Linked DNA regions of Homo sapiens: region 2 is linked to region 1. A link is a loop called in an ENCODE intact Hi-C map of the cell type or tissue named here. Cell type or tissue: breast epithelium. All regions are shown on one strand. Each heading gives the region's core, and the rest is flanking DNA. Links, peaks and the distances in the headings are about the cores only.

Region 1 (16,754 bases), core at 2,791-10,790:
TGACTGGCTTCTGGAACATGTGGGGGTGTGTCTGTGGGAAGGTAGTAGGGCTGGCCAGGTCTCCTACAGCAGTCAGAGGGCCAGTTGTTAGCAGGGGACTTTCTGCAACAGCTCCTTATCCTGCGTGAGGAGCCAGTGCAGCAGGAGTTAGGACCACATGCTAACAGGCAAGGTGGTGGGAGAGTGGGAATAGCTCCGCCCTAGGGAAACAGAAATCCACAAGGGTCCTGAATCACTTCCCTTCAAGATGAATTCAGAAAGATCTGGTGACAGGCGAGACCCGACCAAGGTAAGTGTTTCTCAGAGATGTTCCTAAGTGTCTTCGATGAGGGAAGAGATGAACCAAAGGTTGCATTCCGTGGACCCCATTGAACAACCCAATCCATGTGGGCAGGGAGGGGCTTCCCTGTAATTAACAACCATTCCTTATCTATTAACCAATCCTGTTTGCTAACTGGATTGCTTGTGAAGGCCTCTTGTTTTAATTAGCATGTCTCAGATGAAGAGTAAACAAACGTTCTAACAAACTATTATGACATAAAGTTGATTTTTCAGTTACTCAACTGCTATGCCGTGGATATGGTGAATTTAGAATTAAATGCCTCTCTCAGAGGCTTTAATGATCTTAGTCAAGAATGTTTTGATTAAATTAAAGCTATTGAGAATGTGTTTTTTGAAAAGAGTGTGAACAAAACATCCAGGAGTGAGTCAGGTCCTGGGCCCTAGGCTCCTCAGTGTTCCAAGGCAGGTCTGGGAAGGGAGACAGTGGGACCCTCCATGTGGGGCAGAGGTGGGATGGCTTATGGCAAAGATGTTACACCTGCCGTTAATAATCTCTGAGTGGGGCCAGCACGGTGGCTCACGCCTGTAATCTTAGTGCTTTGGGAGTCTGAGGTGGGCAAATTACTTAAGTCCAGGAGTTTGATGCTACAGTGCCATGACTGTACCACTGCACTCTAGCCTGAGACAGAGTGAGACCCTGTTTGAAAAAAAAAAAAGAAAAAAGAAAAAAATCTCAGAGTGTTGAGGTCTCAGAAGTCTCTGTTAGGGTTCTCCAGAATCAGAGTGTCTAGAACGCTGGTGCCTTGATTGATCAAGGGGGTGCTCGCAGGGAGAATGTGAGGTTGTTCAGGAAGCAAAGGAGGGGTGGGAAAGAAGCCAGGCCAAGCTGTGGACCTAGCTGGAGTCTGGCCTCAGCTGATTCCACAGGGAGTTCTGGTACCTGAATGACACCACAGAGCCATCCTTCCTTAAGGCAAGTGGTCTGACCATTGCCACTCTCCACTAGTTAGTCATTGGATGGGGACCCCTCCTTAGGGAGGGCATATCATCCCAGCATTTGTAAGTAAGGAGGAGGGCAGTCCTCCAGAGGAGGGTGCAGGAGTGAGATTTTAGCAGCCTACCCTCATGGGTGCACACACTAGCTGGCAAGGGACTCTGGGTGGGGTCCCAGAGTCTCTACAGCGGTTGGCCACACCTGGAGACAAAGTCCTTTGGTGAACACCCTTTGCAGTTACACACAATTTTATCTTTCCCAAAGACCTGCTGTCATGGTCTTCTCCCAAAGGAACTGTCTACAGGTAGGACCCTGAGGTCCAGAGAGCTTAAGCAGTGTTCTGAGGCCACTGAACAGAGCAGAGCAAGGTGGGCCTTGTGCCAGTGGCTGTGTCTGTACCCATCGGGCCAGTCATGCTGCCTCCACAGAGCAGCCACTCAGCAGATGTGACTGGGCCCCGGGGTTGTTCAGGCTGGAGGACAAGCCTGCTCAAGTCAGGGGGAGTTTGGTGGCCTAAGGGAGTCCAGAACTGTGAGTTTATGGTCATCCTTCTGATGGTGGAAAAACCTGCAGGTTTGGAGCGTGAACAATTTGAACCATTTATCTCCCAAAGCTCTCTTTTTTGAAAAGAAAAAAAAAAGTTGAGTAAAGTGAGTTAAGTGTTATCCATCACAGCTTCTATACTGGTCAGGGCTCTTTGGAGAAACAGAAGGAATGGTATTCACAGATAGACAGACAGGTAAATAGAAATAAATAAAGATAGATAGATAATAGATAGATAGATAGGTAGATAGATAGATAGATAGATAGACAGACAGACAGACAGATAGATTAAGAGGGGATTTATTATGGGAATCAGCTCACATGATTCTGGAGGCCAAGAAGTCCCACCACCTGCTGTCTGCAAGCTGGAGGTCCCAGAAAGCCAGTGTAATTCAGTCCAAGTCCAAAGGCCTGAGAACCAGGAGAGCTGATACTGTAAGTCCTGAAACCAGAAGGCCTGAGAACCAGGAGCTCTGATGTGCAAGCATCAGGGGAAGCTAGTACATCAGATGTACAAAGCAGGAGAAGACGATGGACGTCCCAGCTGGAGAAGGGAGAGAATCCACCCGTCCTCCACCTTTTTGTTCTATTCTGACCCTCAATGGATTGGATGGTGACAGCTCACATTGGTCAATGCAAATCTACTTAACTTAGCCTATTGGTTCAAATGCCAGTCTCTTTAGAAACACCCTCACAGACACACCCAGAAGTAATATGTTATCAGCTATGTGGGCATCACTTAGCCCAATCAAGTTGATACACATCACTGTGTACCTTCTGTGCTGAAGTCCTGATAGGAACACACTCCACCTGACCTCAAAGCCTTCCTACAAGCTGCTCCCTCCTTCAGGAAAGGTCTTCACCCTTCTCTTTCTTTCTCACCTCCTCCCCTCTTCCCCAGCTTTTCACACAGTAAACACTTTTCAGTTCTATTCAAATATCGCCTGACTTTCCTTGGGCATCACCTGAGGTCTACGCAGCATCCACTGCTAAACGCTCACCTTGCTCCAGATCTTGTTTTCTTCCCAGCAGTTGGCATTCTTTACCAGGAAATTGATTTTTTTTCCCATAAGACTTTTTTTCTTTTTTAGAGTCAGGATCTTGCTCTGTTGCTCAGGCTTGAGTGTGGTGGTGCAATCCAAGCTCACTGCAGCCTTATCTCCTGAGCTCAAGCAATCATTCTGCCTCAGCCTCCTGAGTAGCTGTAACTACAGGCAGACCACCATGTCTGGCTTGGATTTTTTAAAAGTGCAAATTTATTAAGTTACAATTGGCTTACAATAACTATACATATTTAAGATATATGATTTGATAAGTTTTGACATATGCATCCGTGAAACCACCACAATCAATAAATAAACATATCGTTACCTCCAGAAGTTTCCTCATGCCCCTTCATAATCCCTCCCTCCCAGTCCTCCCCAATCCCTCATCCCCAGGCAACCAATGATCCTATCACTAGATTCGTGTGAATTTTCTAGAATTTTATATAAACAGAATATACAGTATGTCCTTCCTTTGGTATAGCTTCTTTCATTCAGCATAATTATTTTAAGAGTCATTCATGTTGTTGCATATTTCAATAGTTCATTCTTCTTTATTTCTGAGTAGCATTCCATTGTACAGATTTACTGTAATTTGTTTATTCATTCATCTGTTGGTGGACATTTGAATTGCTTCCAATATGGGGCTGTTATAGATGAAGCTGCCATGCACGTTCATGTATACATCTTTGCATGGACTTGTATTTCCTCTTGGCTGATAATGCCTACAGGTGGAACAGCTGGATCATATGGCAGAGGTATGCTTAATTTCTTAAGAAACTGCCAAGCTGTTTTGCCAAGTGGGTGAATATTTTACATTTCTGCCATGAGTGTATGAGAGTTCCGGTTTCTCCACAGCTTGGGTATGCTCAGTCTTTGTTTATTTTAGTCATTCTGATGGGTGTGAAGTAGTATCTCCTGGCTTTGCTGTGCATGTCTCTAATGACTAATGATGTTGAGCATCTTTTCATGTGCCTATTGGCCATCTATGTGTCCTCTCTAGTGAAATGTCTGTTCAAATATTTTGTCTATTTTTAATGGGTTGTTTGTTTTTTTATTGTAAAGTTTTGAAAATTGTTTATACATTTTGAATACAAGTCTTTTATCAGATACATGTCTTGCAGAAATTTTCTATTAACCTGTGGCTTGTCTTTTCATTCTCTTAACAGTGCATGTTTTGAAAAACAAAAATTTCTAAGAGCTCTAAGTCATCAGTTTGCTCTGTGGATTGTGCTTTGCTGTTGTATGAAAGACCTTTAGGCTTAATCTAAGGACAAAGTTTTTCTTCTATGTGTTTTGGAAATGTTATAGTTTTGCATTTTACATTAATTTGGCATCTGATATGAGGTATGGATTCAAATGTATTTTTTTGTATATGAATATACAATTGTATACAGTTGAATACAAATGAATTGTTCCAACTTAATTTGTTGAAAAAACTATTCTTCCTTCAGTGCATTGCTTTTGGTGCTTTGTAAAAGTTAGTTGTCTATATGTGCATAGCTTTATTTCTGAACTCTCTATTCTGTTCTGTTCATCTATTTGTTTACCTTTATGACAATATCATGTTGTTTGGATTACTGTAGCTTTATAATCATTATTAAAATCAGGTAAGATCCACTTTCCAGCTTTCATTTCTTTTTTGGAGTTGTTTTGGCTATTCCAGGTCTTTCGTATTTCTATAAGAATTTCAGAATCAGCTTTCAATTTCTACACATAGCATGCTAAGATTTTGATTGAGATAGGATTAAATCAACTTGGGAGAATTTACATCTTATTAACATTGAGTTTTTCAACCTGTGAACAAGGTCTGTATATTTCCATTTATTCAGGGCTCCTTTCACGTATCTCACAATATTTTGTTGTCCGTGTGCATGTCTTTCACATCTTTTGTCAGATTTACTCCTAAGTATTTTATGTTTTTGATGCTATTGTGGAAGATATGTTTAAAATAATGAGTTTTGATTGTTCATTGCTAATATATAGAAATGCAATTCTTTTTTTATGTCAGTCTTGTGTTCTGCATTCTTGCAAAATTTACCTATTAGTTCTATTAGCTTTTTGTTGATTTCATCAGATTTACTATATCAGTGATCTTATCATCTGTTGAATAAAGACAGTTCTACTTCTTTCTTTCCAACCTGGATGCCCACCTGATTTTAGACTCCATGAGTGCATCATACACAGCTCCCCATGCTGTCCTGGAACTTGGCAGGGACTTGTCACCTGGTGGGCTTATATTTGCTGATAGCAGAGACAAGAAGCACACTCTTTTCTCACTCCTCCCAGGCAAGTTTTGATAACTTAAATGTATCTACCTGACACCAAAACAAGCAGTTGTGAAGTGAAAATTTCAGAAAATAAGCATGATCATTTGGCATGATAAAAACAAACATCCATTTAGCTCTCTGTCATTGGAACCAATTTAATTATCTATCATCTATCCATCTAGCTCTCTGGTTCAGAATTCAGTAAAAACAGTACATGTGTGTAAATGCGTTGCCTCAGCCCAGAGATGTGTCTTAAAAATGCACTCTCGTCTTAAAAATGCACTCATGCTTGAGTTTCCAAGTTTCATTCCCGCTTCTCTTGTGGCCTATTCTCATTCTGTAGACCCAGGAAGCATTTTTGTTCTACAAGGTCAGGGAGTCATTCAAGGCATATTTGAGGAGCTCTTACTATGTGCCAGTCCATTTTGTTCACTGTGGTTTCTCAGGACCTGACATAAATGTCCTGCTCTCAGGGAGTTCACTTCCTTGTAGGGGAGATGGAGGGATAATAACAAATCTATATACAGTCTATGTTCCTCTGTGTATGCATATCCACATTTGCACCTTCATCTAATGGGGGGTAATGACAGGGCCTAGGAAAAGAGCATCACATGTGAACATTCTAGGTTGCTCAGGCTAAAAGCTTTGATCATCCTTGGTTCTTCTTTTTCCCCTAAGCCCACATCAAGGATCATTTGCTAAGATGGGGAAGACTGAGGAAAGATCAGGTTTGAGAAAAGAAAACAAGAGTTAGGTTTTATATATGGCAAGGCTCAGATGCCTAAGAGATGTCCAAAGAGGTAGTCGGTCATCAGGATCTGATATTTAGAAGAAAGCTTGAAGTTGGGCAGGAAATTTGCAAGTAGCCAGTACATGAACATTATGGAGTGATATGAGGTGACTTAGAATATGCATATAGAAGAAGAAAAGACAAGAGTGCCCTGTGGCCCTGTAGTATTAAGAGGTTGGGAAGAGGCTAGGTTCAGTTGTCCATACTATAATCCTAGGACTTTGGGAGGCTGAGGCAGGAGGATCACTTGAGGCCAGAAGCTTGAGACCAACATAGGCAACATAGCAAGACCCCATCTCCACTAAAATAAAAATTAAAAAAACAGTCAAACATGGTGGTATGTTGCTATAGTCCCAGCTACTCAGGAGGATGAGGCAATATGATTGCTTGAGCCCAGGAGTTCGAGGCTGCAGCGAGCCGTGATCACCCCACTGCACTTCAGCCTGGGTGACAGAGTGAGACCCTGCCTCTTAAAAAAAAAAAAGTAAATTAAATTAAAACAAAAATAAAAGGTTGGTAGGAGAAAAAGGAAGAAGCAGCAAAGGAAGTTCAGGATTGACCAGTGGTGTAGGAGGCTAGGTCTGTCCTCTAAGCCACATGAGAATGAGCTTTAAGGAGGGCATCATCAATTCTTTCAAATACTGTTGAGAGACGGAGTAAGATACAGGCAGAGAAGTGATCATTAGATTTGGCAATATGGCAGTCATTGGGAACCCTGATGAGAGTAGGTTGGGGGTGTAGGTGGGATGAAAGTTTGTCTGGAACCTAAGGACTGACTAAGTCTTGGAAAGTTTAAGAGCTGTGGATCACACAGTACAAATACTTCACAGTTCCAAACTGTAAAATGGGTGCTGTCGGCTTGGAACCTGATGGAATATAATCATCTATCTCATAGCGGTTAATGATCTACCCTACTTATGAATGGCTCTATTTCAATGAGGTTATTTCACCTTCCCACAGCTTTTACAAGAAAAACTAAGAGCAATAAAGGCTATTTACATTATTTTCTTACACAAGGAGGGAAGGATGAAAATAAAAGCTAACATTTCAGAGTACTTTTACTTAACTGTTAACTTATTTAATCCTCTTAACTCCCAGGAGGTAAACTCTTATCGCCCCATCTTGCAGGCTTGGAAGCTGAAGCTCAAAGACATTGTGTGACTTGCAGGCTAAGACTGGAATTCCAATATCTACCCATGGTGTCAGATCCTAAATCAAGTGGCGACTCTGCCAGGGAGGGAAAACATGAAGAGAAATGTCACTTGGCAGCACAACTCGCATTCCTGGATGCCTACATAATTCTGCTCCAAGAAGACCTGGATAGATCTTCTTTAAAAATCAGCTGGGCGAAGTGGCTCACACTTGTAATCCCAGCACTTTGGGAGGCTAAGGCAGGTGGATCACCTGAGGTCAAGAGTTTGAGACCAGCCTGGCCAACATGGGGAAACCCCCATCTCTACTAAATATATATATTTATATATATATAACATATATAAATTTATATTTAAATATATATTTGTTTATAATATATAATATATTATTAATATTATATATTATTATATATTATACTATATATATAATTATATATTCTATAGTATATATAATAATATATAATATTATGTATATATGGCCGGTGTGGTGGCATGTGCCTGTAGTCCCAGCTACTCAGGAGGCTGAGGCAAGAGAATCGCTTGAACCCAGGAGGTGGAGGTTGCGATGAACCAAAATTACGTCACTGCACTCCATCCTAGGCGACAGAGTGAGCCTTTGTCTCAAAAAAATAAAAATAATAATAATGGCAAATTCACATTTTCTGTATTTATTTATGCTTTGGGCTTAAAAGGGTCAGTGGCCTAATTTAACATTCGATTTTTGTTTTTACACAGCAAAGACTTATTGCAGGAATACTGTATGTTTGGCTCAAAGCTAGGTCCTGGAAACAATCTGAAAAAAATCCTCTACATCCTGAGATGTCTGCTGTCTAAATCTTGGGTAACTATGTAAATTATTTCAAGGGAAGTGCTTTTCATTGTTGGTGATACGGGGTCTCAAAGCTAGATACCAAACTGTGAAGGTCACATCTCCAGAGACTTTCAGCACTAGTCAGTAAACTTTTCCTGTAAAGAGCCAAATAGTAAATATTTTAGACTTTGTAGGCTGTACAGTCTCCATCACAACTGCTCAACTCTGCTGTTTGGAGCCATAAATACATAAACAAATGAGCATGGTCGTGTTCCAATAAAACTTTATGTATGGGCACTGACATGTGAATTTAATGTAATTTTTACATGCTATAAAATATTGAACTTCTTTTTTTTTTTTTCCTCTCAACCATCGTAAAATGTAAAAAAAAACATTCTTAGCTCATAGGCCATCTCAAAACACGTGGCAGATCTGATTTGGCCAGTGGGCTGTGTTTTCTGACCCTGTTTTCTAGGCTAACAATTATCAAGGGCTGGGCTTAGAAATGTAGACCAATGGTGGTAGAAACTGTGACCCAGTGAGTCAGGAAGGCCTAAGCAGTAATGAATGGACCTCCTTGTCCAGAAAGGATGGCTCTCAATTGTGACTTAGGGTTGTCAGCTTTGCTATAAGTTTCAGTGTGTACAGATGATCTCATTTCATATTTAATATTGGAGCAAATCCAAGTTCCTTTTAGCTTGTACATTCTCCAATTCCATAACCATTAGGACTCTTTCATATGCAAGTGACAAAAACTTAAGTCAATTGACTCAAGGGAAGAAAAGGAAATGTATCAGCTGACATAAGTGGAAAGTACAATGGCATGCATGGCTTCTGGTATGGCGCTGGAGGTTGATACTAAAGCAAAATTAACAGAGATCAGTCTCCCACTTTCTTCGTCTCTTGGTTCTGATCTCTGCTTTGGTTTCATGGCCAGCTCTGGCCTTACCCTGTTCTCACAGTTAGCACTCATACTGGACAGAGGGTGGCTATGGTTTGAATGTGTTCCCTCTAAAATTCTGATGTTTCCAATGTGATAGTGTTGAGAAGTGGGGTCTTCATGAGGTGATTAGGCCATGAGGGCTCCTCCCTCACAAATTGATTAGGGCCTTTATCCAAAGGGCTTGCAGAGTGGGTTCACTCTTCCGCTCTTCTGCCATGTGAGGATGCAGTAAGATGACCCTCAGCAGATGCTGGTGCCTTGATCTTGGACTTCCCAGTCTCCAGAACTGTGAGAAATAAATTTCTGTTCTTTATAAATTACCCAGTCCCTCATATACTGTTATAGCAGCACAAAACAGATGAAGGCATGGGTTTCTTATTTTCAACAGTGCCAACAAAATCCCTGGTTGCACTGTCGTTGACCTGTCCCAATGACATATGTATCTCTGAACCCGATCACTGTGCCTTAGGGGATGAAATGCTGTGATGGGTTGCACGCCCACATCACCACTCTGCTGTCGGGAGAAGAGGAAGGCACGTTCCTCCCAAACACAGGGACTGAAAGCAGGTAAGGAGTGGGGCCCCCCAAAAATTGCAGCATTCTCTCCAAAAGAAAGTAGAGTGAATACAGGAGAGGTGAAAAAGAAACAGCAGACACCCACTGGAAATGCCTTCTTGAGAGGGCATGTGATGCACTTGCCACTAGATTCTGAAATTGGATGTGACCCACAGTTTATCTGAGAAGGCAGCGGGGCATCACGTGTGTGGACTTCATCTGGTTGCTCTTGAGACAGAGAACCGACTGAGAAGCTGTGGTGGTCCTTGGATTTTTAAATCTGACATCCTGGCACACCATCAAAGGAAACCAGGGGACCACCCTCAGGTGGCCAGTGGCCCCTGGTGCTAAGTAAAATACAGGGAAAAATAACACAAACACGCATCTGATTGTGCCACCATTTCATAGCAGAAAGACCATTTTCACACCCTAAAGGTAGCTAGGATGTACTCTCAGAATAAAGGACTCCTGCACAAAGAAGGACAGTTGGCTACCGTCACATGGGTTGGGATCCCCATGAAGCAGGCTCTGAGATGGAGATTATTGTGCAGAATGTTTAGACGGGAATGTTCTTGTGATCAACACTGTAGGGAAAGGAAGGAGGCGGGCTGAGCTGAGGGAGGAGTTGGGCTGCAGTGTAGTCTCAAGAAGGTCTAAGCCAAAGCTGTAGGGAGCTCTAGAGATGGAGTGGCCTTCAGAGTTGTCCTGAGACAAGCCAGGGTGTGGGTTGTCTTAGTTCATTGGGGGTGCAATAACGCAGTACCATAAACTTATTTCTTACAGTTCTGAAGGCTGAAGTCCAAGACCAGGGTGGCAGCATGGTCAGGTCCTGGCGAGGGCCATTTTCCGGTTTGTATACTGTCCATTTCTCGTTACATCCTCATTTGGTGGGAAGACAGCAAAAAAGCTCTGAGGGTCTCTTCTAAGGACACTAATCCCATTAATGAGGGCTCCATGCTCATGACCTAATCATCTCCCAAAGGCCCCATTTTCTAATACCATCTGATATGGTTTTGCTGTGTCCCCACCCAAATCTCATCTTGAATTGTAGCTCCCATAATTCCCATGTGTTGTGGGAGGGGCCCAGTGGGAGATAATTGAATCATGGGGGTGGTTTCCCCCATACTGTTTTCATGGTAGTGAAGAAGTCCCAGGAGATCTGACGGTTTTATAAGGGGAAACCCCTTTCATTTGGCTCTCATTCTGTCTTGCCTGCCACCATGTGAGACATGCTTTTCCCCTTCCACCATGATTGTGAGGCCTCCCCAGCCACATGGAACTGTGAGTTCATTATATCTCGTTTTCTTTATAAATTACCCAGTCTCGGGTATGTCCTTATTAGTGGCATGAAAACAGACTAGTACACCACCACAGTGAGTTAGGGTTTCAGCATATGAATTTGGGGAGTACAGTAACATCGAGTCTACATAACAATGACTTTCTAGTGGGGTTGGAAAGAGCTACCCCATGGGTGGGACATGTCGGGGAGGTTATCTTACCTCTGAGAATCTGAGATTCAGGGTGTGTGACTGCTGTATGTATCTTATCTTGAACTGGATTGAAAGTATCAGAAAACTTGCACGGCCAAGTTGAAGATTCTCACCAAGACTCATGTGAGACTTCCCTCTGGATGACCAGAGAGCTGAAAGATGCAGGCTTGACCAGGTACAAGGCCCATGGGGAAGGAAGGGCAAAGCAGTTTCTGCTGTGAAAGAGTTCACCCATAAGCTCAGCTGGAGTCATGAGTCTTCTAAGGACGAAGGAAAGGGCCAGGCAAGGCTAATATGGTGGATCCGTCAACACAGAGCAATGTGCAGAGCCCGGCAGGATTTGTGCAGGTTGAGACAGATGGGAGGAGAAAAGGCAGTCTAGGAGACCAAAGGAGGCTTCTCCAGCTCCGGAGGCTCAGGCATGCCAGAAAGAGGCACTCTCTGGCTCCCCTTGGACGACCCACTGTGTACAAAGCACGCCGTCATTCGCCATTTTTCAGTATCCTTAGGGCAGCCCTGAGAGTCACATCAAGCGTGTGTTATGATTCCCATTTCATAGATGAGAAAACTGAAGCTCAGAGACAGAAAACGAGGTCTTCAGACTCCAGGTCCAGAGTGTCATCCCCCACCAGGTAGGACTGCTTTCTTTAGGGCCCTGGACTCAAAAGAGCATCTGCAGTCGGCCTTTTGGACCACACAGGACCAGAGAGCCTTGGTGAAGAGTAGGTGGTTAGGGCTGTCAGGAGCACTTTTTGGTGGGCCAGAAAAGCAGGGACAAGCACAGGTGGACCAAGGAGCTGCACTCCGAGGCCTTGGGCCAAACCTGAGGGTACTGAGAAAAAGAGAGGCCTTTGAGAAGACAGAGGTGCTCGAATTCCCCAGGTTTGCTCCTTAATGGAGCATGCGAGGGTCTTTCTCACAGCCAGACCCAACCTAGTACCGATGTGTGAAGACACCAAGTACAGAAAGCCCTTCAGTCACCAGAGATGGCCTGACTCCGAGCTGAGGGCCAGGCTGCCAGGAAAGCCATCTGCTCTCCCGGGAGTCCAGTGACTCAGAGATCCAGTCTGGAAGCCCTGCTGTGGGGGCACAAGAGACCATTCGCCCCAACATTCCCGGCCTCTCTACGGGGCTGGTGAGTGCAAGCAGGAGGGAGTGACAGTATTGGTGAGGAATGAAATTGCAGCGGCTGTGTGATGCTGTAAATATTTGGTTTGAAACAGCAGAGACATTCAAGATAAAAGTTAAATAGAAATAAAAGCAGTCAGATGTTTATTATATGTTGCCATAAAATTCAAGAGCAGCCTAAAAAGGCAGATCAGGATTTGTTTAACAAATAAGAGAGGAGAATGAAGGAGGTAGAGGTTTGACTGTGGAAGGGTGTATTTTGCTGGAATCTGGACAGTGATAGAAGCAAAGTGAGAATGACTCGGCCCTTAGACTGGGAGAATGAGTTGTCCTTAGGTGGCTGAGAACTGGGGGATTTCCCCAGGTCTCAAGGCCTTAAAGGGACCCACAAGTCCCCTGGCTGTCTGCATTTCCTGCCCGTTGCAGGGGGCAAGCCCCAAGGGGAGAACAGGGTGGAAGATCTGGGGGAGCTAAATTCTGGGAGCGCAGGCAATGCGGAAGCACGGTGCACACAAGGATGTCCGGGGAGGGGCAATGCTGGTACTGTGAGGCTGATGGAGCCTTTTTTTCAGTCCTGCTCCCTCTCCATAGCCAGCTCCTCAGGCCACCATCAGATTTTAGGCAGGGCTCAAATGAGGAACTGGTCCATAGTAACACAAAATAACCCAGCTAGAAGGGCCCTTTACAGAGCTCTGTACTTGTCTAGGGGGTGGCAAGCTTTTTCTGTAAAGGGCTAGCCAGCAAATATTCTCCATTTTCTGAGTCATTCTGTCTCTGTTGCAACCGCTTTGCTCTTGCAGCATGACAGCCCCCATACACGATCTGTAAATAAATGGACAAGGCTGGGTTCCAATAAAACTTTATTTAAAAAAGCAGGCTGGCCAGGCACAGTGGCTCACGCCTGTAATCCCAGCACTTTGGGAGGCCGAGGCAGGTGGATCACCTGAGGTCAGGAGTTCAAGACCAGCCTGGCCAACATGGTGAAAACCCATCTCTATTAAAAATACAAAAATTAGCCGGGTGTGGTGGCAGGCATCTGCAATCTCAGCTACTCAGGAGGCTGAGGCAGGAGAATCACTTGAACCCGGGAGGTGGAGGTTCTAGTGAGCCGAGATTGTGCTATTTGCACTCTAGCCTGGGTGACAGAGCGAGACTCCATCTCCAAAAAAAAAAAAAAGCTATAGCATATCAACCCCTGTTCTAATCTAGTCTTCATTTTATAGATAGGGAGACTGAAGTTCACAGAAGCAGAGAAAATTTTCCAAAGTCTCCCAGCCAATGAGTCATGGAGACGGGAGAAGGCCCAAGGATCCCACGGAGCTTGTTTAGTGTAGTTTCCACTGCATCAGGGTAGCACTGCGTGCAATGAGAGACTTTGGCCATTCTTAGATCTTAATGCCAAATTGTACCTGGCTTGCTACCACAGGCTAAAGATTAGAAGGGCTAGAATCAACAGTTAGGTGGTGATCAACTTGGTAGAAAGCGGGTTTGTCACCATGGGCCAGGGTCATGCTTTCACTTCTGGAATTTGGTTACTGCTGGCAACTTTTTGGGAAACAGTTTTGGGAAATTATGTAAAGAGAATTGTAGGGGGTTTAGTAGTGGCCTCCAAAAAGATATGAGCATGTTCCAGAACTTGCAAATGTAACTTCTTTGTTAAAGAGTCTTTGCAGGTGCTTTAAAGTTAAGGATCTCAAGATGAGACCATTCTGGAATATCCAGGTGGATCCTAAATCCAATGACAAGTGTCCCTGTAAGAGACTGAAGAGGAGAGGACACGCTTCTCTGCCTCCGTGGGAGAAGAGGAGAAGGCCCGGCAAAGACGGAGGCAGAGGTTGGAACTCTGCAGTCACAAGCCAGGGAACATGGAAGCCACCAGGAGCTGGAAGAGTCAAGGAAGTGTCCTCCCCTGAAGCCTCTAGAGGGAGCGAAGCCCTGTAGACATTGGCTCATTTTTGGTATTTTCTTTCTTTCTTTTTTTTTTTTTTTTTGGTAAAGATGGGGCTTCACCAGGCTGGTCTCGAACTCCTGATTTCTGACTTCCAGTTCCCAAACCTGTGGGAGAACACATTTATGTTGTCTCTAGCCACCAAGTGCATGGAATTTGTTATGACAGTTACAGGGAAGTAACACGGGAATTTTATTTTAAACCCTACATTTGGCAAAAAAAAAAAAAAAAAAAAATGGGCAAAAGACACAGACAAAAGTGGGCACAGCTTTGTGAGCAAATGGCCATGGCTTTTTGCAAATAAACTTTCTAGTAGGAGAACTTACTGATGCATGAGCCCAGGCAGTGGAAACTGAAGGAAGCAGTCTGGTTGGAGGAAGCAACGTCTCCATCCCAAAATCACCATGTCTCTGAATGAGAGTTCTTTCCACACCCACACATAAGGGGCAAGAACAGTGGAGGGGCCACAGCTGGGCTGCTTCCAGCATCTGCAGGCTTCCCAGGTCCAGGGAAGAGAAGCCAAGGCTGCATGCACTGGACCATGGCGGATCACGGATTGTTGGTTCCCACCGTAGAAAACTTCCAAAGCCTGCAGTAGCCACCTCTAATCGAGTGGTTCTCTCTTGGCACAGCAAAAATGTTCACCATTGAGTACTGGGCATTAGACTCTGGCCCTGGTGCCCTCTGGCAAGTGACACTAAAAATCTCTGAGAGATATAAGAATGAAAATCAGGAGCTTGGTGTGGTGGCTTATGCCTGTAATGCCAGCACTTTGAGAAGCCAAAATGGGAGGATTGCTTGAGGCCATGAGGTCCAGCCTGGGCAACACAGTGAGACCCCATATCTACTAAAAATACACAAATTAGCTGGGCATGGTTGTGCACCTGTAGTCCCAGCTACTCGGGAGGGTGAGGTGGGAGGATCACTTGAGCCCAAGAGGTTGAGCCTGCAGTAAGCAATGATGGTGCCACTGCACTCTAGCCTGGGTGACAGAGCAAGACCCTACTCTAAAAAAAAAAAAAAAAAAAAAAAAAAAAGAATGACATCAAGATATTGTGCATTCCATCACAGGTTGATGGAACTAACTCAGGGAAACAGCAGGAGAAACTAGAAAGTATATGCAAAGCATTTACTCAGCATCAATGGAACAGCTGCCTCCTCTATTCAAAGGCAATCTCTACGATGTCCTCTCTTTGGCCCCTGCCACCCCTACCCAGGCCTTTGCTGTGGTCGTTCTCCTGCTGGGAAGCCTAACCTGTTCCTCCCTTTGTCTCTCAGTGCCATCATTCTTTTTTTTTTTTGAGAAGTAGTCTGGCTCTATCACCCAGGCTGGAGTGCAGTGGTGAGATCTTGGCTCATTGCAACTTCCGAGCTCAAGCAATTCTCATGCTTCAGTCTCCTGAATAGCTGGGACTATAGGCATGTTTCACCATGCCTGGGTAATTTTATTTTTTATTATTTATTTATTTATTTATTTAGTAAAGACGGGGCTTCATCAAGCTGGTCTCGAACTCCTGATGTCAAGTATCTGCCTGCCTCAGACTCCCAAAGCGCTGGGATTACAGACATGAGCCACTGTGCCCAGCCCAGTCATTCTTTAAACCCATCTGCAGCCCACTCCCCAAGACATTCCCAGGAATTCCACTCCCCGCTCATTCTGCCCTCTAGGACTTCTTGACATACATGTTTGACTCCCTGTCCTGAAGTATTCACTCCCTGGTGAATATATCTGCTCAGAACCAGAAGCTCTCTGGGGGCAGGATTTGAGACACAATTGTATTTCTGTTCCCCATAAAACACAGTCAAGCACTGGGCACATAAAGCCTGGGTTGAAATTTCATTCATTCATCCACAAGTGTTTATGGAGCACCTTCACCCATTCTGGTGCTGAGTGCCAGAAATAGACAAGAAATCCCAAGTTCTGGCCTGCAAGGAGCTCATGTAAGTAGTTTTTTTTCTAAAGACAGTTTCAACTATTGATACAAATGCGACAATGCCAGTGAGGCAGGAATCTGGTAGTGAGACGGGGCTTGAAGGCTCTTTAGAATGAGGTGGCCGGAGGGATGTTTTTAAGCAAGTGCTATGTACTCTGCAACCCACAGTGGAGAAAAGGGCCACCTTGGGGGTTTGGGGATAAGGGGTGCTCCAGGCAGAGAGAAGAGCAGGTGCAAAGGCTGCAAGAGAGGGTCATGGAGCAGGTGTCAGGTCCAGCAGGAAGCCCACAGCTGCAGCCCAGAGACCAGGAGAGCATGACGGGGCAAGAAATGGAGAGCTGGGTGAGACTGAGCAAAGCGGTGGGATTCACTATGAGCCAATGGGAATACACTGGAGGGCCGGGCTGGGGAGCAAGACATGAGTGGATTTGCATTTTCTTTTCTTTTCCTTTTTTTTTTTTTTTTTTTTTTGAGACAGAATCTCACTCTGTCACCAGGCTAGAGTGCAGTGGCGCGATCTCAGCTCACTGCAACCTCTGCCTCCTAGGTTCAAGCAATTCTCGTGCCTCAGCCTCCTGAGTAGCTGGGATTATGGGCATGTGCCACCACACCCAGCTAATTTTTGTGTTTTTAGTAGAGACGAGGTTTCACCATGTTGGCCAGGCTGGTCTCGATCTCCTGACCTCGTGATCTGCCCGCCTCGGCCTCCCAAAGTGCTGGGATTACAGGTGTGAGCCACCATGCCTGGCCTGGATTTGCATTTTCTAGAATTCATCCTGGCTGCCCTTGGGCAGAGAGGCCCGGACGCCGCAAGCAAGTAAGGAAGTGAGCACACTCTAGACAGATGCTAGAGGCTTGAGCTAGTCGGTGGC
Region 2 (16,754 bases), core at 3,269-11,268, 110 kb before region 1:
AATGAAAGTGACTCATCAGTGATATTTAAAGCCCCTCTAATGACCCCAACTACCCCTGTCCCTGGGAACACCTTGTCTTGGGATTTGCACGAGGATACCTCACCCTGAATACGCAAATAACCTTTAGAGATGGTTTCGATTAACTAAGCAAGTAAATGTTTGACGTGCACTAGGACTCTATTATCAAGATCTATATATTGTTTTTACCTAAATGTATGTGCAGAGAAAATTAAAATATCTATACTGAATATTTTCAGCACTTGTCTAATATACATTGTCTTGTTAAATCTTCACCATAATTTTATGAGGCTAATAGTATTATTATTTGTGCCTTATAACTGAGGACACAGTAGTGGGCTGAATGGTGGTCTCCAAAAAGATATGCCCACATCCTGATCCCTGGAACCTGTAAATGTTTACTTTATTTGGAAAAAGGGTCTTTGCCAATGTATTAGTCCATTCTCATACTACTATGAAGAAATACCTGAGACTGGGTAATTTATACAGGAAAGAGGTTTAATGGACTCAGTTCCGCATGGCTGGGGAGGACTTAGGGAACTTACAATCATGGCAGAAGGCAAAGGGGAAGCAGGCAACTTCTTCACATGGCAGCAGGAGAGAGAGCTGCAAGCAGAGGAAATGCCAGATGCGTATAAAACCATCAGATCTTCTGAGAACTCACTGTCATGAGAACAGCATGGGGAAACTGACCTCAGGATCCAGTTACTCCCACCTGGTCCCATGCTTGACATGTGGGGATTATAATTCAAGATGAGATTTGGTTAGGGACATGGAGCCAAACCATATCACCTGATATAAGTGAATCAAGTGTCTGGAGATGTGAAGATCATCCTGAGTTATCCAGGTGGGCCCTGACTTTGATGACATGTGTCCTTACAAGAGACACACGGGGGAGCTGGCATAGGGAGAGACCGTGGAGCGAAGACAGAGGCAGAGATTACAGGGATGCAGCCACAACCTCAGGAAGGCCACCAAAAGCCAGAAAAGTCAAGAAACGGATTTTCCCCTGAAGCCTGAGGGAGCATGACCCTGTAGACACCTTGATTTCTGGCTTGCAGCTTCCAGAGCTGTGAGAAAATAAATATCTGTTATTTTAAGCCACCATGTTTAATGTCATGGCCTCAGGAAACGAATTTACACACTGAGACTTAGAAGGTTGGAAACATCTGCAGGTTACGCAGCACCCCAGCACTATGTCCTGTGCCTCAGTGCCCAGGGGTGCTTAGGGATACAGAGGAAAACCATGCACTTCCAGCCCTGGGAAACCACCCGAGCTCCAGGCCTCCTGTGGGGACTGCAGAGGGGAGCTCTGCTGAGAAGCCCTTGAGCAGAGGCGGTTTGCTCCGGCATCAGCGCTGCAGTGGGTAGGATGCTGGCGTGAGTGTTCTAGATAGTTCTGCTGCTCTCAGCCCTGGCTCTGTGGTAGGTCCCACTCCACCTCCCCAGGCAGGAATGAGAGCAGGAAGTGTTCATTCCCACTCAGCACAGCCTGCTGCATCTTCCGGGGGCCTTGGCTTGAGAACACCAGATGGACTGGTCTAGGTGGCCAAAGAAGTGCCCACTGGACAGATGCAAAGGTTCCAGGAACCCATATCACGGCAGGGTTGGGAGGCGTGGGGAGAGGGTGGGGCTAGAACACCTTCAGAATTAGAAAGACCACCTCTTCTGCTTCCCAGGGAATCCTTTATCTTCTGGGTCTCAGCTTCATTTGCTGTGAAGGAGGTCAAAGAGGTGCCTGTTGCACAGGTGCAAAATATCCCAGGCACCCATGTCACTAGGGAGCAGGAGGCAGGGTGAGGCCAGAACAGCTTTGGAATAAGGAACAACTGGTTTGGAATTAGTAAGACCACCTCTTCTGCTTTGCAGGGAAACCAGTATCCTCTGGGTTTCAGCTTCCTTTGCTGTGAAATGGACTTCCTAAGGGGGCTAAAGCATGCTCTGAAATGGGAAGGATGCAGGTCCCAGGCAGACATGTCCCCTGTATCTGCATACTCCTTGCCCTGGGACAAGGATCACAGAAGGGCCCTGCAGAGCATGGGGCTCAGGAAGAGGCCCCTACTGCTCAGGCCTGAGCACTGCACTGAGTTCCAGGGTTCTATTTCTGGAAGGCTTCCAAGGCAGAGAGAAGTCTTCAAGAGCCACCCTAACTCCATTTCCTCCCAGCCCTCCAGAACCTTCTACTGTGTTTGGTGGCAAAGCAGGCTCTACCCTCAGCTTCCCAGTGGAAAGGTGGGTGGGGTGGGGCAGGGTGGTGTGCCTGCCCCTCCCTGTGGTCAGACACCAAACCTGACCACAGGTACATCTAGGTGGTGAGCACTCCAGCTGCTCTTCCCACGAGGAGATACTGCCCCAGCCTACTGCTAGCCTAGCCAGGGCAGCCATTCCTCAGATGACAGCAGCTACTGCCATTTACTGAGCACCTACTGTGTGTCAGGCTCAGTGCTAAGCAGTACCTCTACTTGATGAAAAATATGATTCTTGTCCCCACTTCACAGATGAGATGACAGCGCCAGCCGGCTTCTGCAAATGAACTGACACATGGGTGTCTTTTCTGGAGACCATGATTCAATAGCCTGTCTTCCCCCAAAACGGTTTTATTATAAAAAAAATACTTAGCGTATTCCACTTAGAATTGTAGATATTTCATATCTTTTGCTTATTACAATGCACTGTGCTAAGCATCCATTATTTAACTGTGCACTGGGTGTAATCATTCTTCAGGTACTGGTATGCCAGCAATAATTTACATCCCATGTAAGGAGTTGGGATGTATTCTCTACCTGTGTGGATAGAGCTGACAGCAGGACAGAATATAATTGTTCCAAAAAGCCACACTTGATAGTTAATGAATGAGCGGGTGAGGATTAGAGATGGGGAGATCCACCAGCGTTTGTGAGAGGTAAACCAACAATTAGAAGAAGAATATGTTCTGTTGGCTGTCAGGGAAAATTTTTGCAACGCAAAAGGGAAAAGATGATTTAGACTCAAGGGTAACAATGTCTGCTTGCAGGTATAGGGGTGAGGAAAGTCATGCTCATAGATGTGCTTAAAGATATATTTTTAAGAGGACTTAGAATTTCCTTCAGTGCTTTTAAGATGTCAGAAAGATTTGGCTGTGCCTGTCCATGTGTTCACTCGACAGGTGTGTCCCGGGCATGTGCTGTGTGCCTGGCGCGTGCAGCCTGGGAGCTCTTGCACCAGGAACAGCTCAGAGCAGCAGCTCATGTCCCTCTCTGAGTCCAGGAGAACCGAGGCTCCAGGGAGGATATATTTCTGTATCCCCAGGAAGCAAATGTGGATGATAATCAGAGTCATTGCTGCTAGTTATTGACCACGGAGTGTCTTCCAGGACGCTGCATGTTATCTGTTATCTCCATGATGACAGGAGGAACTGGACAGTGCTGTCTTTACATGTCACCTTGGAGGAAGCTGGGGTTGGGGAGATGAAGGACCTGCCAGAGGGAGGGGCGGAGGCCTGTCTGGCCCTATCTCTGGGGTCTCCCTCCATCCTGAACTGTGGATGCTCAAACCCAGAGCTGTGACAGCAGGTCTCAGCGGAGGCGTATTCGAGGTTTTGTCAAAACTGAACCTTTTCCTGCCCAAGGGGAAAGAGTTAAACTGCCTGAGGAATTCAATTTTACTTTGATTCTATGAATTCTATATTTTTTATATATTAAGCTTCCCTTTGGAGAGTGTGTGTGTGTGCGGGCGCGCATGTGTGTGTGTGTTTAAGTAGACAGCAGCCACTCTGCAGTCGGTGCCAAGGTCCCTGTTCAGTTGACCCGGGCAGACAGGGAACCTGCTGGCCTGCCCTCTAGTGCCAAGGACTGCAGCAGCCTGGGACCATCTTCATATCAGTCTTCCAAGTTTCCAAAGCTAGATCCAACTGCGCTGGAAAGGCACATGCGTTTCAAGCGTTGGGTGGGCTATCCTGCCCCTCTGAATAAGCGGACACCTAGCTTTTCCTACTTCCTCAGGCTGCAGGTGCAGCATTGACAGATCACTGGAGCCCTGGAACTTTATTCAATAAAAAGCTTCTGCAACCCAACGGGACACTGACTTGACCCCTAGGCAGAGGCTCCTCACCCACTCTGTGCTTACTCTTAGCGTCTCAGGTACTTGAGGCCCTCACCTCCCTGTGTATTTCAGTGATGGTCTTGGGGGTCGCAAGCGAGCAGGGAGGGACTAGCCACACTCTCATCTCTTGAGCAGGTTCTAGGGGCTTGGCTCAATGCTAGCTGCTCTCCACTCAAAACTACTCAAAACCTGCTCCATCACCCCAGCATCCTTTGATTTAGGATTAATAGTCCTGTTTTAGAAATGAAGGTTTTGAAAGGTCTTACTGTCCTCCTTTCTCTTGGCCGACATTTGAACCTGAATCCAGATATTTTTCTTTTTCTTTTTCTTTTTCCTTCTTCTTCTTTTTTTTTTTTTTTCAAACAGGGTCTGGCTGTCTCTCCAGGCTGGAGTGCAGTGGTGCGATCATGGCTACTGCAGCCTCGACCATTCAGGCTCAAGAGATCCTCCCTCCTCAGCCTCCCAAGTAGCTGGGACCACAGGCACAAGCCACTATGCCTTGCTAGTCTTTTAAACTTTTTTTTTTTTGGTAGAAATAAGGTCTTGCTGTGTTGCCTGGGCTGGTCTGGAACTCCTGGGCCCAAGTGCTGGGATGACAGGCAGGGACCACTGCTCCCGGCCTTGGACCCAGAGTTTTGAGTATTCTGTATACACAGCTTCTCCGCAGTATTGGCCAGGTTGTTGACTCTGACATCTTGGCTGGAGACCCTGGTTGCTTGCTGCAAGTTGTTTTGTCTACCCCTTTATTTTGCCTTTAAACTTGCCATTTCTTTTTAAGTTTGTAATTTCAGGCTTACAGAAAAGTTGCGAGAATTCTCATATTCTCTTCATCAGATTCCCTAATTGTTAGCATTTTACCAGCTTTTATTCTTTTCTCTCTTCCTCTCTCTTTTTATGTATCACACTGATATGACTTGGCTGTGTCCCCACCCAATCTCATATGAATTGTAGCTCCCATAATTCCCATGTGTTGCAGGCAGGACCCAGTGGGAGATAAGTGAATCGTGCAGGAGGTTTCCCCCATACTGTTCTCGTGGTAGTGAGTAAGTCTCACGAGATCTGATGGTTTTATAAGGGGTTTCTGCTTGCACTTGGCTCTCATTTTCTCTTACCTGCTGCCTTGTTAGACGTAGCTTTCACCTTCCACCATGATTGTGAGGCCTCCCCAGCCATGTGGAACTGTGAGTTCATTAAACAACTTTTCCTTTATAAATTACCCAATCTCAGATGTGTCTTTATCAGCAGCGTGAAAACAGACTAATACATACATACATACACACACACACACACACTGTAATTGTGTGTATACACGCACTTTAATTTTTCTGAACCATTGGAGAATTAACTGCAGACCTGATGCTCTTTCACCCATGAATACTTCAGCGTGCATTTCCCATAAACAAGATGTGCACTTCCATAAACACAGGAATTAGAAAATACACAAAAATCAGGAAGTTAATATTGATAGGATAACCCGTCATCTACAGATTTTGTTCTGATGGGGCTGATTATCCTAACACTCTCCTTAGTGGTGGAAGGAAATCACAGATCGTGAGTTGCCTTCGGTGCTCATCTCTCCTTGGCCTCCTTTTATGCCTTTATCTTCCTTTGTGTTCCATGACACTGACGTTTTTGAGGGCTGGAGTCTGGCTACTGTGTGGATCGTCCTCAATTTGGGTTTTTTAAATCCTGATATTTTATGAGGATTAGGTTTGCATTACTCATTTCTGGCAGAAATACCACCAAAATGGTGCCTTGGTCTCCTTGGTTCTTCCTGTCAGGGGGCACAAGATGTAGCTTTGTCCCATGATTAGAGTTGCTAATCTGGATGTCTTGGTGACAGTGGTGTTGCCAGCTTTCTCCATTCTTAGGAAAATGTCCTTTTCCTTTGAAATAAGTAAGCGTCTTATGGGAGATATTTCAAGACTATGTAAATATCCCCTGTTATTCCTCAAACATCCCTTCAGTAGTTTTAATATCCGTTGACGATTCTTGTTTGATTCAAGGATGATGATGATAGTTGCCAAGAGGAAATTTTTCTAATTATAGTATTCCTTCTACATTTACTAATTGTCTTTCTACTGCAAGGAAGAGCTTTTCCTTCTTTTTCATTTATTTATTTATATCCATGTAACTGGTGAATGCTTATTTCATTCAATAAATCATGATTTTCAATCATTATTTATTTTTGTGCTAAATTTGCCTCATATTTGGCCAGTGGGAGTCTCTGCAAATTGGCTTCTTTGTCCTTTTGATATGTCCCTGTTATTCTTTGAGCATTTCCTTACTTTTTGGGACCAGAAGTTTCAGGCTCATCTTGTGCTTTCTCGGTTGCAGGCCTGCAATGACCATTTTGTAAGTGGCCCTGTCTTCTCTTAGAGGAGAATGACATAGAAAGAAACGCCTCCATGCTAAGTATGCTCGTTGCTATTGGAGTTCCATTGCTTCCAGGTCCTCTGTGCGTATGCATATGAACAATTTCTTTATCTCTCTCCTTCTCTCCCCTGACCTCCCTCACTCTCTCTCCCTTCCTCCCTTCCTCTGTCCCTTTTTAAACCATGAGTTTTTACTTATAACTTCAATTTCAATCCAGCACCTTAGGGCTTATTCTGTCTCCTCCTCCCCTTTCCAATTTTATACTCCTTTCTCCAACAATGAGAAACCTGGCTTTGAATGACTATAGTATATTTATTTGTTTGTTCAGTTGTTGACTATTCATAATTATTTTATGTCAGCTATTTTAATTTTTACTGTCAAATTTATGTGAATTGCACAAGTAATACATGAACACATTCTTTTTAAAAATGATTTTAAATACAGGTAAGAAAGATTGTATCCTCCACATTCACCCATACCTTCAGGTCTAATCAATATGATCAATTTGGTATGAATCTTTCCAGACATTTTTCTGAGCCTTATACACCCACAGAAATTAGAATTGTAGTGTTTTGACTTATTTTTATATAAATGATTTGATAGTGTATATTCTGATTAGCAACATACTTTTTTAAATTTAAAAAAAACAAACTCTTGGAGACTTTTGATGTTGTGACATGTCGATTCACTTCATTGCAGCTTAACTCGAGATGCTGAACAATAAGAGAAGTCTCTGAGGTCTGAATACTATTTTAGCATGCCTCATCTATGGAATATCATGTAGTACTTAAAAGGAATGCCCAGCCATTTCATGCACATCAGCAAATACATCCCTAGAGTTGCTGCAGAGAAGTAGGATTGTTGGGACTTAGGACGTTTATATTTTCTAGTTAAATAAATATTACAAATGGATTCCAATGTGGCTGCACTGGGGGCCACACTACCTGCAATGAATGCTGAGTGTCTTCTTGGGCACCACAGGATGGGTTGTAACAGCCCCTACCACTCCGTCAGAGGCAGGGAATGCACTCTTGAGACTGCAACTATCTTGAAGCATCCAGCTTTGTATGGAGACCCCATGTAATCCTCTGCAAGGCTGGTGGCTGACCAGGGCTCTATCAGGTCTTACAGTACAGGAGCAATGATTTTCACATGTCCAGAGCTCCCATCTGATAGTGCAGTTGTCAGATGTAGCTTGTGTTTTAACTACACAGAAGCATTCTGTTACCAGGCAGAAGAACCTTCTGCGTGAGATTTTGTGTTGTTTTGTTTTGAATTTTGTCTATTTTAAAGATAGGCTGGAGGAGATAGGGGTGACCTGAAACCTTGTAAGCATCAATATTTCTTTTAAGAGCAGCTTCTTGTTTCCTAGTCAGATTCATATGAGCAATAGCCCCCCTATCTTTTTTGCCATTTTCCTTCCACATGAGTCCTGTGCACATTATCTTATTTTAGTTCCTTGCCTATCCAATGAGAAGGGTGAGACAAGTTTTTCCCATTTTTCAGCTTTCTCCTACTTAAGGTTGCACAGCAAATGTTGGGGCCTGGACTCAAATCCAGACCCCAGACTTTAACTCCAACATTTTTTCGTAAGTAAGATTTTTGTTTATTGTATACTGACTTGCAACAATTGAAAAATATAGAATATTATAATAAAGAAAAAAATAATAAATCACCAACAATCAACACTATCATCCAGAGATAATAACACTGTGAATATTTTCCTATATACTTTATACATACATAACAAATTACATAGAGTATTTATTTGACTGCTTTATATTGTAAGCATTTTCCAATGATATTAAATTTTCTTTATAAGATTTTAGGCAAGGAGCAGTGGCTCATGCCTATAATCCTAACACTTTGGGAGGCTGAGGTGGGCAGATGTCTTGAGCCCAAGAGTTCAAGACCAGCCTGGGCAAAATGGTGAAAACCTGTCTCTACAAAAATTTCAAAAATTAGCCAAGTGTGGTGGCATGTGCCTGTAGTCCCAGCTACTTGGGAGGCTGAAGTGGGAGCATCACTTGAACCCGGGATGTCGAGGCAGCAATGAGCTGAGATCATGCCTCTGCACTCCAGCCTGGGGGACAGAGCCAGGCCATATCTCAATTAAAAAAAAAGAAATGATTTTGAATGACCGTATACATATCCCATTATGTGGATAAATCACAATTTGGGCAATCTTCCATATTTGGATGTAGGCTAATTTTATACTGATATACTTTATAGTAGTCCGTTCCCTCACAGCTGTAAAGAAATACCTGAGAGTGGGCAATTTATGAGAATTTCTTATAAAATTTCTTATAAAAGTAGCTTCTTGTTTAATGACAGAGGTTTAATTGGTCACAGTTCCTCAGGCTGTACAGGAAGCATGGCTGAGTAGGCCTCAGGAAACTTTCAGTCATGGTGGAAGGCAAAGGGGAAGCCAGCATGTCTTACATGGCCAGAGCAGGAGGAAGAGAGAGAGTGGGGAGGTGCACACACTTTTAAACAACCGGATCTAATGAGCACTCACTCACTCACTATCAAGAGAGCAGCATGGGGAGGAAATCCGCCCCCAAGATCCAATCACCTCCCACCAGGCCCCACCTCCAACACTGGGCATTACAATTTGACATGAGATCTGGGTGCAGACACAGATGCAAATTATATCATACACTGTCATTGTTATATATAAAGTTTCAAATAACATCCCTGAATGCAAATATTTAACTATATCACTGATCATTTCCTTGGAACACAGACCTAAAAATGGAGAGAAATCCCAGGCCAAAAGTTATGCACATGTTTTAGGTTCTTAATACCTAAAGCTCAAGTCTACTTTAAAAAGGCCTTGCTGATAACCACCCTCAGGGTAGAGCAACCACAGTGCAAACCGCCCTCCTCCAAGTGTATTCCACATGAGAAATCATGATTTGATATTGTTACATCAAGTTTCCAAATGCAGATGAGGAAAACAGAGTCAGTGAGGTTAAATAAGCTTCCTAAGGTCACAGAGAGGGGACCCAGCTCCCATTCCCAGAGCTCGATGAACACCACTCCGCTGCTCCCCCATATCATCTGAACAACCCTGACCTTGGCAGGGGAGGCACGGAGCCCCCGAGGATGGTATCCTGTGTCGGTGGGACATGCATCTGCCCCCACCCCCTCTGCTTCTGCTATTTGAGAGGACTCATCCCATATGCAGGCGGCAGGGCGGTCACCACTATAATACCAGCCTGCCGGGCTCACCTCCCTCTGACACGGGAAAGTTCAGGGCATTATATGATATAGGATACCATGCATGGGTTGGTGTGATACAGTGGGACCCTGACTACACAGGGGTGAGTGGATGGATGATAGTTAGGAGTGACTATGGCAAAAATCCCACAGACTTGTTTTAAGTGAAGTCTGTAAGTGTGTAACAGTATAATTGTAGGTTGAGTTACCAACATGGATTAGAAATGACTAGGGACCAAGCATGGAATTGTGCCAAGGTCAGACTAAGGAATTTGGGGTTGTAGTTCTTCTAAGTGCAGTGGAGAAAAAAAATCCATCAATGACAGGTATGAAGTACTATACTTCTCTTAATCCATATAAACAGTCAGTAGTTATAGCTACAGATATATGTGCATCTTTCCTTTCATTGAAGGCTTCAGACAGGTTGGTTTAGGAGGGTGTGATGGTTAATTTTAGGCATCAACTTGACTGGATTAAAGGATATCTAGATAGCTGATAGAGCATTATTTCTGGGTGCATCTGTGAGTGTATTTCTGGAGGAGATTGGAGGGTGAATTGGTGGACTGAGATGGGAAGATCTACCCTCAATGTAAGCAGGCACCATCCAATCTGCTGGGGTCCCAAATAGAACAAAAAGGCAGAGGAAAGTTGAGTTTGTGCTTTCTCTCCCCTAGAACTAAGGCACCCATCTTCCGCTGACTTTGGACATCAGAGCTCCAGGTTCTCTCTCCTAGAACTGAGACACCCATCTGCTGCTGCCTGTGGACATCAGAACTCCAGGTTCTCTCTGTTAGAACTGAGACGCCCATCTTCTGATGCTTTTGGACATCAGAGTTCCAGATTATCTCTCCTAGACCTCAGACATACATCTGCTGCTGCCTTTGGACATCAGAACTCCAGGTTCTCTCTCGTAGAACTGAGACACCCATCTTCTGATGCCTTTGGACATCAGAACTCCAGATTCTGTTTTCTAGACCTGAGACACCCATCTGCTGCTGCCTTTGGACATCAGAACTCCAGGTTCTCTCACGTAGAACCGAGGCACCCATCTTCTGCTGCCTTTGGACATCAGAACTCCAGATTCTCAGGCCTTTGTACTCTAGGATGTGTAGCAGCAACCCCTGCCCCAGGTTTTCAGGCCTTTGGCCTCAGACTTCAAGCTACACCTCTGGCTTCTCTGGTTCTGAGGCTTTTGGACTTGGACTGAGCCATGCTGCAGGCATCCCTGGGTCTCCAGCTTGCATATGGCCTGTTGTAGGACTTCTCAGCCTCCATAATCATGTGAGCCAATTCCCTTAATAAATAGCCTCTCACTTATCTATCTATGCATCCTATTGGTTCTGTCCCTCTGAAGAACCCTGACTAATACTAAAGCTGTCTTCTGGAAGGGACAAATTTTAAGTGAAGATTCAAAGACCAGGGCTGCCATATGTGAGAGGAAAGTCACTGGCTAAGTAGAGAAGTATGCATTTCAAAAATATGCCTAAAAATCCACTGAGGAAATGAAATTACCCACTTAATTATCTATATAGTTTACATCCCTTGAATAATTGTCTACTAGGCATCAAGTGAAGATGGTATGACAGGGCAGATTGCCTGATCAGAGTGAGGTATGTGGGCCCAGTGAACCTCACAGGTTTACGGAATAGCTCAGTTGGTTCTCTTGTCATAAAGAACTATAAAACTAGACACAACGTATGACAACTGATTTGGGGCAATAACAATTAGATAACACAAAGCAGTGATTTCAGAGAGAAGGGAAGCTCATGTGAGGAGATTTCTGGTCATTCAGTCCCCTGCCGGGGTTGTAATAGTAGCACAATCACAGCAGAGCAAGCTGATATCTGGGCAGAGGATGGTGGGCATGCTGAGCTGAGGAGAATGAGGTCAGAGTTTGAGTCACTTCAAATGGCTGCAGTCTGCACAATGGCGCATCAGAGAAAGGGAGGTGTGTAGGTGGTTCCCTGCAAGTCCATGGCTGAGAACCAGACTGCACGTGCATGGAGATTACCTAGTGCTTACCAGAGTTAAGCTGTTGGGAGATTGAAAGTAGAGCAGAGAGACTAAAGCTTTGACAGTGACGGAGGACAGGCAGTGTGGTGGGGCTGGATGCTTGATTCTCAACCTTATTAGAGTGAAGAGATCTCTTGAGCATATGGTTAACATCTCAGCATCTTTCAAGACAACAGAAAATTGTGTCTAAGGTATAAGAACTATTCTTAATTTGTCCCAACAGAGTCCAAATTGAAGCCCCAACAAGAGTTTGCAGTTTGAGTCCTGTCAAATTAGAGGGGCTTGGGAAATACCTTGGACTTTCCATTTATTATTTAAAAAACATAAAACCAAGCCTACTAGACGATGTGCAAGCAACTGAACTGCCTAATAAACATGTGCACACATTCCTATGAAAAGATAACAGAATCCACATTCTCTACCACATATAATCTGTGGTGTGCAGTGTTCAATCAAATATCACTTAGGCATACAAAAATAAAAACATGAAAATGTGATTCAGGGATAAAGAAAATATAATCAAGAAACTAAATGTAAGATGACTCCTATGATGGAGCTAGCAAAGACTTTAAAACAAGTATAATATTTTCAAAGAATTAAAGAAAAATATGGTCCTAATGATTGAATAGAAAAAGAATCTGAGCAGAAAAATGTAAACTATACAAAAAATCAACCGAATGGAAATTCAGTAACAGAAAATTATAATAACTGAAACTTTAAAAAAATTACCAGATGAACCTAACAGAAGATTATAACTGGGCAGAGAAAGAAGGATCTTGTTTATAAATCAATAGCATTTTTCAATAACATATACGGAAAAAAAGAATTAAAAAAAATAAACAGAACCTTATGGACCTGTGTGAAAATATTTAATTGCTTAATAACAGTTTTCAAAGTGTGAGTGTCCCCAAGATTATTTCATAAAATCTGTACTACTAAAGCTATATTTATGATAACTAAGATATTATTTGCCTTTCTCACGTCCATCTTTTCATAGGTGTAAAGTGGAGTTTTCCATAGACTGCAAGATGAATGATATAACAACAGATTAAATGCGGAAACAAATATGAGACTGTAGCTGTCTTCTATTAAGCCATAAAAAGCACTCTGTGAAAGTGTCATTCTTCTCACGAAGAATTTTTGATTTTTTTCAATAAGTCTATCTTTTTTATTTTAATGTGTTATGGTATTTTTGTTTTTATGTGTGTCAAAATACATATTTTTAACAATTTGTCTGCTTTACTTTCTAATATAAATATTGATAGATATAACTACATAAACAAATGCTTTCGTGGTGCTTGAAAATTTTACATAATGTAAAGAAGTATTGGGACCAAAAAATATGAGAACTACTGCTTTTACATACCTGAAATTTGAGTCTCAGAAAACAATTGTAAGGAGCACACCAGCATTTAGAAAAACAATGACTAAAAACTTAACAAATTGAATGAAAAACAAGAAAAAAATTTTCAGATTAAAAACAAAACCAAAAATCTAAGTCAATTCCAAGCAAGATAAATGTAAAATAAATAATCAGAGTCAAATTGCAAAGAAAATACTGAAAGCGCCATACTGGAAACACGCATTACAGACATGAAACAAAAGGATAAAAATAACTTACTGTTGACTTTTCATATCAAACAATGAAGGCTATTAAAAGTCAATTTAATTACATTTTAAAAGTGCAAGTGTTTGGGAGGCCATGGTAGGAGAATCACTTGAACTCAGGAGTCCAAGACAAACCTAGACAACATAGTGAGATCCCATCTCCACAATTTGTTTTTTTTTAATTAGCTGGGCATGTTGTCACATGCCTGTAGTCTCCAGCTACTTGAGAGGTTGAGGCAGGACCACTTGAGCCCAGAATGTCGAGGCTGTAGTGAGCTATGATTGCACCACTGCACTTTAGTCTGACAGAACAGTACTCTGTCTCCAAAAAATAAGAATAAAAATAAAGTGTAAATGAAAAAAAAATCCTGTCAATTTAGATTTCTATATCCAGCAAAAATAGCTTCTGAAAGTGAGAATGAAATCAAGATAATTTCAGACAAAGAAAGTTAGGAAGTTTATTACTAGGATTCTTGCAAAAAAGAAATAGTGAATAGTATCATTCAGGCTGAAAGAAATAACAGCAAATGAAAATTTAGAATCTGTGTAAAAAATAAAGGGCATCAGAAATTGGAAATGAGTCTGTAAATATAAAAGCCTCCCTTTTATTCTCATAATTTATTTAAATTACTCATAATAAAACTAATTACTTATCACATAAATAATAACACTGTAGAGTGACCTTTAACATATATAGATAAGTAAAAAATAGGATAGCAATTGTAGGAAGGATATAAGGAGGTAAAAAAATCATATCCTGGGAAAAATATTTATTGTAAAACAGGAAGTATAAAGTATCAGAAGGGAAGTGTGAAATGTGAAGAGGTATAATATTGACTATAAATAGACTGATAATTTAAAAAACACATTTTAGTAGCCCTACATCAAGCACACAAAAATTAAGTACAAAAAAGAGAAGATGTATTAGATATCTAAAATATTTATCAAAGAATACAGGAAATAAGCAATAGAAATAATTTTATAAAACATGCTAGGGAAGTGGAAATCAAATTATAAGATGAACTTAAACCTCAACTCATCAAATAATAAAATGCAGATATACTAAGCATCCCAATGAAAATAGAGATTTTTGACTAGGAAAAAAAGTGAGATCCAACTCGATGCTATCTGTAGGAGACACATTTTAAAAATAAATAACAAGACATTGACTGTAAAAGATGGATAAAACATGCAATGCAAACAATAAGAGTAAGAAAGCTGGCGTGGCTATATGGGTATTAGAGAAGGTGGATTTCAAGACAAAGAGTAAGAGATAAATACGGGCATTAGACAATGATTAAAGGAACAATTCACTAGCAAGGTAGAACAATTTTAAATATGTATACCGTTTATCATAGGGCATCAAAATTCATAGCCGGGCACAATGGCTCACGCCTGTAATCCCAGCAATTTGGGAGGCCAAGGTAGGCAGATCACTCGAGGTCAGGAGTTCAAGACCAGCCTGGCCAACATGGTGAAACCCCATGTCTACTAAAAATGCAAAAATTAGCCAGGTGTAGTGGTGAGTGCCTGTAATCCCAGCTACTCAGGAGGCAGAGGCAAGAGAATCGCTTGAACCTGGGAGGTGGAGGTTGCAGTGAACCAAGATTGTGCCATTGCTCTGCAGTCCGGGTGACAGAGCAAGAGTCTGTCTCAAAAAAAAAAAAAAAAAATTCACGAAGGAAACATTAACAGAAATAAAGGGAAAAATGGACAAAGCCACAATGATAGAAAAATTTTAACATTTCTCTTTTGGTAATTAATAAAAATATACAAACCATAGATGAAGATGTCAAAGATTAATATAACAATATCCACAATTTTTATATAATTGACATTATAGAACTACCACAAACACCTGCAGAATATGTATTATTTTCAAATGCACATGGAATGGTCACCAAAATAGCTAATATTCTAGTCATAAAATAAATATCAGCAAAATTAATAACATTGCAGTCAGATAGAGTTGTTTTCTGACCACATGGCGTTAAATTAGAAATCAATATAAATGACATATCTAGAAAATCTCTAAACATTTTGGAATAAAACAAGCTTTTTCAATAACTCAGAAGCCAGTGAAAATTACAAGATAAATTTAAAATATTTGAAGCAAATGAAGATGAAAATTTAACATTTCAAACTTTGTTGGGTGCAGTGTACAGCTAAAGCAATACTTCGAAAAGAATGTATAGCTTGCAATATCTATTTTAGAAAAGAAAAAGGTTTAATACCAATTATTGATGTTTCTATTTTATAGACAGAAAAAGAAAATAAGCTCAAAGCAAAGAGAGGACAGAATTAATATAAATAAGAACAAACATCAATGAATGGTAAACATTCACATGGGGAAAATTAACAAAGCCGTAAGTTGGTTCTTTGAAAACAAACTTAATAAAATTAGTAAATCTCTAGGAAGACAAATTAATGAAAAAATAAAGAAAACAAATAAACAGTATTAGAGGTGCAAGTGGGGATATTAATACATATCCTGTAGAATGTTAATACATATTTAGAAGAATTTAAAATATATGCATATTTTAAAGAATAATAAGAAGCAATAATAATAGTAAGAAATAATGAGGAATATTATCATAAGGACATATTGCAATCAACTTCAGCCTGATAAGTTTAACAGTTTAGGTGAAAGAGACAAATTACTTTAAAACTAGTGTATTCCAAAACTGAATCAAGGGGCAATAAAAAATTGAACAGTCTCCAATGTATTGAAAGAATTGCCTTTTCACTCTGTTGATTGTTTTTTGTTTGTTTGTTTTTTCTTAGACGGAGTTTCGCTCTGTCTCCCAGTCTGGAGTGCAGTGGCATGATCTCTGTGCACTGCAGCCTCTGCTCCCGGGTTCAAGCGATTCTCCTGCCTCAGCCTCCCAAGTAGCTGGGATTAGAGGCATGTGCCACCTCGCCCGGCTAATATTTGTATTTTTAGTAGAGACGGGGTTTCACCGTGTTGGCCAGGCTGGTCTCAAACTCCTGAGCTCAGGTGATCCTCCCACCTTGGCCTCCCAAAGTGCTGGGATTACAGGCCTGAGCCACCACGCCCAGCCTGTTGATTGTTTCTTTTGCTGTACAAAAGCTTTTTGCTTGACTCAATTCTACCTATTACTTGCCCTTCATTCCCTGTGCTTTTGGTGTCATAGCCAAGAACTTATTGCCCAGATCAATGACAAGAAGGTTTTTCCCTATGTTTTCTTCCAGGAGTTTCATAGTTTCAGGTCTTACAGTTGAGTCTTTAATTCATTTTTAGTTTATTTTTGTGTATGGTGTGAGATAAGGGTCCGATTTCATTACAGCAAAGGAAAAAAATAAACAGAGTGAAAGGACACTCCTAAGGGAATGGAAGAAAATATTTGCAAACTGTATATCTGATAAAAGATTAATATCCAAAATTTTAAAAGAACTCGAACAATTTAACAATAAAG

Evidence for each region. Hi-C counts contacts between places; a loop is a spot of excess contacts. Peaks named below come from ENCODE experiments on the same cell type or tissue, not always from the same donor. Only the 100,000 strongest peaks of a DNase experiment are listed, where the experiment ranks them.
Region 2: it touches region 1 in a loop (3-fold over the local background); 1 of 110 quality-filtered maps calls a loop at or near these places.

Annotation. Positions count from the first base shown.
Region 1 is chr19:31,122,988-31,139,741 of GRCh38, reverse strand. It overlaps LOC105372356 (a long non-coding RNA gene), which reads left to right. Exons shown (of 6, transcript XR_935899.3): 2 at 7,809-7,914; 3 at 9,006-9,115; 4 at 9,297-9,394; 5 at 10,166-10,231; 6 at 11,432-13,157. LOC105372358 (a long non-coding RNA gene) reads right to left here and starts at 11,505. Exons shown (of 4, transcript XR_935902.3): 1 at 10,882-11,505. LOC124900621 (a long non-coding RNA gene) reads right to left here. Exons shown (of 3, transcript XR_935901.2): 3 at 13,993-14,055. In breast epithelium, for the core only: no CTCF peak of the experiment used is centred there; a DNase peak (open chromatin) is centred at 7,181.
Region 2 is chr19:31,236,492-31,253,245 of GRCh38, reverse strand. It overlaps a transcript of TSHZ3 not described here. Among named protein-coding and RNA genes, the nearest start is that of TSHZ3-AS1, 77 kb to the left of the region's middle. In breast epithelium, for the core only: no CTCF peak of the experiment used is centred there; no DNase peak of the experiment used is centred there.